2 separate regions of the Homo sapiens genome follow, and region 2 is linked to region 1. The links are chromatin loops, found by intact Hi-C in ENCODE. Cell type or tissue: OCI-LY7. All regions are shown on one strand.

Region 1 (2,500 bases):
GGTACAAAAGTATTTACAGTTTTTGCTGTTGAAAGTAATGGCAAAAATGGCAATACCAAACTATAGTTTTAAAGGAGAGACAAAATTATGTCATTTAGAGGAGCTTGGAAAGACAGAGATAAGGCAAGTAAGGGAGTGTGGTTACATATTTCATAAAACTAATCTTCAGAAAAATTAAGTTGATCAAAAACATAATCAGCAAAGCTCAGGCCCAGGGTTCAAATGCAGGTTAACTGGCTCCAATGTTCCTGCTGCATCCTCTTCCGTGTTCCTGTTTCCCTGAAAACATCATCTTTGCACAGTTTATAGTACTACATACAATAGTGCAGTTAGAAATAAATAGATATACACAGGAGAAAATGTGTAGTCAACACCCCAATAGTGTCAATGGGTCATTAGGACAAGCCATCTGATCCTGGGAGGGATGGCTTGAATTGGCACCCCTCTGTCTCAACAGCGATGTTGAGCTGGTTGCTTCTTAGCTATAAAACATCCTGGGATTGTTTGGGATTTTCAGAATAAAATGAATAGGATAGATATCAGAAAAGTAATGATGGCTGCAAATAGACATAAATCAGAATTCCTCACACAAATAGAAATGAGTTGGCAGGAATTTGGAGTGAACCCCAAAGAAGGAACAAACCTGGATAAGAGTTCCCACCCTCTCAGGGTGTCATGCAGGTCAGGTTGAAGAGAGTGTGGCTATGACCAGCTGGATGGTAGAGGGTTTCACAGAAGTGGCCCAGGCCAAAATGGCAAGCAGAAAACCAGTCATTCAGTGACCAGCAAGACTCTGGGAAGCCATCTACTGTTTTGCACTGAAAAGTGAAACTTGCTGTGAAGCCTCTACCTGGGTGAGGACAGTTGCCACTGGGTGCAATGCAAGGAGCTGTCAGTCAGGCACCACAGGAGCAGGATGGGGGAAGCACACCAAAACCCGGAAGATAGCATCTTCCTGGGACAGTGTCTCTCCAGCACCCTCTACTGACAATGTTTAGCATTGTGCCAGCTGTTAAAGGAGAATTGTTCACAGGGTCCAGCTCCAAGTGTCCCAAAGCAGGGCAAAGGATTTAGAGCTGAAAGGCAAAACATGGATAACTGACACACATACCAAAATGACCTAAATGATACTGCTTCAATAAAGCAGGCCTACATTATCATATTCAGTGTTAAACACTTTATCTTTCTTCTACCTCTGTGTTTAGTTTGATATCCTTGCTGAATTATCTATCACCTCCACTGTTTTACAAATCCTTTGAGAACAAAACACGTGTTATCTTAATTTTTTGCAAATATGCAGACTTCTAACCACATGAATTGTACACAGTGAGAATTCACTAAATGTTCGTAACTGTGAGGTATAATAAGCTAATGCTATACACACTTTTTAGAGTTTCCAGTGCCTTTTTTCTTACCATATAAACAGAGGAAATTATATACTAAAGCAAATGTGATTTTTCACGTGAATGTGTTTTGGAAGATTTATTTTTTAATGTTTCAATCTCATCAATTTTAGGCAAAAACTTAAAAAAAATTCTGTTACTCTTACTATTTTTCAAAATTATCATGAACCAAAAAATAAAGGGGTATTGTCAACGTGATAGTCTACATAAAGTCATTAGAAGCTGCGTTAAACATTTCACTAGAGGTAAAACCTTAGTCGGGTTTGTATTTTTCCATAACAGTGTCCTGCTTTGCCCAGGACACCTTGCCCCTGCCTCAGTCCTGCAGCTCTGGTCCGGGGTCTTGCTCTTGGCAGTCACTCACGCCCTCCTGCTTCCTCCTGAGAGAAAGGGTGGGGCTGGGTGAGTTGGTGTGGTACCTCTGTGTTCTGTTGTATTGAAAAGGGTTTAGTGCCCTCTGAGAAAATCCTTATAAATTTATTACCACTCCGAATTTTCTTCAAATCTTTTAGTTACTTAAGACACTCACATCTCCTTTACCTTATCAACCTATATTCTTTTTGAGGGTAAGGCCTCTGGCTGGGATATTATATAATGAAAATTTGATTTGCAAAGTTTATTATAAATGCAATTAAATAGTAATTGTTATGAAAACTTTTCCCAATCCTAAAGAAGTGTGACACATGTATTCTCTGCCATGATTAAGCATAGTGTACTTGGTGAATATTTGGAAGGTCTATCAGAGGAATAGGACAAACGCTGGTTTTGAAATGAGTAGACTGTGGTTTTCAAGGCAAACCCAGTTCCTTTGAAGCTCAAATTATTCATTTCTAAATGATAATAATGATAATTTATCTGTCCACTTCATCAAGTTTGTGTGAATATTCATATATCTAAAGAATATGAAGTTTCACTAGTGCTGCATTCCACAAATCCAGGAACTTTTAAAAAATTATAAAAGCAAGATTATTCTAGCTCCAGAGCACCAATTTTACTAATAGTGGAAAACTTAATTTAGTCTAATCTGGTACACTTTGTCTTGTTCTGTAATTCTTAACTCAAATTCAAATATCATTATCTCAATCACTGTCCAATTC
Region 2 (2,500 bases), 640 kb before region 1:
AGATCTTTTGCCAGCCTTCCTTCCTCCAGGAAATGACGTCCTTTTTTGCCATTGATGTCAACTATCCTCTGTCCTGAGCTCCCCGACTGCACATCTGGAGTCTCTCGAAGGCTGAGTGTTCACGTTCCCTCTGTCAGCTATTTCTTCTACAACCTGATTTACATTTTATTCAATTTCACTTCCAGCATTATCACTTTCCATTTCCTTGCTGCACTTTTATCTTTGTTGGCCAATTCCCTCTTTTGATTACCAATGTTGCATATAGGAAAATAAAAAATAGTACCAAGCTCAATGGTAAAATATCATGCCAGTTTATCATGGGGGACAAGAGACAATATAACTACATGCTCTCCTGTCTGTGCATTGCAGAGTTTGTCTCCAGAACAACGACAACAACAAAAAACCCATGTGTAAATTTTCAGGCCAAACCATAGGCAATTACAAAGGCTTTACCTGGCAGACCTCAGGGGAGCGTTTTCCTCCCTACATCTGCACAGCCAGTGCTTTGCAGACACTGTAGGGAGTTTCAGTCAGGGTCTCACACCACCTGGGCAGCCATTTTCTTATGCATTTTTGCACTGCCAGCCCAGATGATTTCATTCCTATGTCTTTTTATCTAAGGTCCTCTTCAGGGGCCTCTGCTGAGGTCTCCTTATAGAGATGGGGAGGAGGCGGAAACCCTGAAGGCACTTTTCCCCATTCTAACTCACTACCCAGTATTTTTCCACTCCAAATCCTCCCTCATCTTTCCTCCTAGCCCCTGGGTCAGTAAAATTACAGGAGCCATTTGTTTGGAGATCCTTCAGCTGTGAAAATGATGCCCCAAAATGTCTATGCTGACCCTCGACTGGAACACCGTTCCACGGGAGAAAACAGAACAAAGGGGAGTCAGCACTTTTTCTGGTTCAGCCTTTTGCTTATACCATTGCAGTAAGTGATTAAAGCCTTGATTATGAATTCTGTTTTGGCTTGTTGCCTTGTATCAGCTACTCTGGCACCTGGCTACTCAGCTATGTCTCCAGCTAGACTAGCTCCTGACAAGTGTGACCTGAATAACAGGTGTTCAGGGCCAAACCACTGGCAGACTTTGCAAGAAGTGAAGTGATTGGTCACTGATCATGATGCACATCTAGTATTTATGTAGGGATGTGTGAACTGAAGAGCTAACAGTGAAGTCAAAGTCATTTTGTTGGAGGGACAGGTATTATATCAGCCATAGTAAATGGAATCTCTGCATGTCAGAATTGAGCAAAATGAGGACTGCCTTTCTGTGTACTTGCTTGATGTTAGTACCAAGCACATAGAAGGAATTCAATGCAATTTTGCTCTCTCCCTTACCCCAAATTCCTTAGGCACATCTCTGCCCATTCCATAATGAAGCCTCTGTGTCAGCCTGCATTCCAGGTGGCTAATGTTTCAGATGGACAGCCAATGAGCATTGCAGCCTTAACACAAGCATGAGCTCACCCCAGATGGAGTGTAGGGCCCCAGACGGACCTTCACAGTCAGCTCTGTTCTGTCATATACATCTATTTCCATACTCAGACATCAGTTTTAACTAGTTCAGTGTCCATCACTCACCCACACTTATGACTTCCTGACCTGGATCCCCTAAGGTGCAGTGCTATTCTGGTGACCCACAAGGGAACATCCTGGTGAGTTGGTGCCTTGATGAGAAGCTCTGTCTCCTGCACTGACACTGCACACATTCATTCCTGTTCTCCCCATGGAGATTTCAAGTGATGCACTACCTATTGTTTGATTGATTCATCGATTTCACTGAGTCATTGATTGATGTGTTCTTCTGTTCATTTTCAAATACATACTATTAATACTATTAATAGTAATTAATCAATTAATTAATTAATACTTTTAACCATCTAATATGTGTTGGGAACCATGCTTTGTAATTTACTGAAACAGATTTTGAACAGGTTTCTTTATCTTTCCATTTCTCCAAGTGTACAACAGGACAATACTAGAATCTTCCACCAGGGATGTGAGGGAGGCACAGGCCATGCATGGGATGGGCTGGGAACTGCTCCTGGCTATTAGGAGGCTCTGGAAGTGTCAGCCGTTGTTGCTGATCCTGTGGGGATCAGCCTCTGCCTGCAGGCCCCTCACATTCCGATATTCCTCAGTAAGCTCTGTTTTTGGATTCCTAGGGCAAATTGTGTTTGATGGTGTCTACAGCGAGCAGAACTGACACACAAATCTCTGAATTTGAAAGATGTTTTAAAATTGCATTTGAAGTCATCGCTGAGCATCAATATTTCACCCTGAAAGGAAACTGAAGCATTTTCTGTCTATGTTCAGAGCAAGCTAGGACATCCTTCTCTTTCACCTGACTTCTGTAACTGTGGTCCTCAGCAAGGATCAATCTCTGAGGCGAGAAAGCACAAATCATTTGCTCCAATTAAGGCAAACAGAGTGCAGGCTGCCAAGCAGGGCTCCAGAGCCTTGAAAGGGATCCTTTCAGGAGCTGCTAATCACAGCCTGC

The links. Peaks named below come from ENCODE experiments on the same cell type or tissue, not always from the same donor. Only the 100,000 strongest peaks of a DNase experiment are listed, where the experiment ranks them.
Region 2: it touches region 1 in a loop (2.5-fold over the local background); 1 of 110 quality-filtered maps calls a loop at or near these places.

What each region holds. Positions count from the first base shown.
Region 1 is chr7:49,000,192-49,002,691 of GRCh38, reverse strand. No RefSeq gene overlaps it. Among named protein-coding and RNA genes, the nearest start is that of CDC14C, 77 kb to the right of the region's middle. In OCI-LY7, CTCF peaks have their summits at 818 and 1,018 (motif pointing left); a DNase peak (open chromatin) is centred at 941; H3K4me3 peaks cover 286 bases.
Region 2 is chr7:49,643,513-49,646,012 of GRCh38, reverse strand. No RefSeq gene overlaps it. Among named protein-coding and RNA genes, the nearest start is that of VWC2, 130 kb to the left of the region's middle. In OCI-LY7, no CTCF peak of the experiment used is centred here; a DNase peak (open chromatin) is centred at 1,052.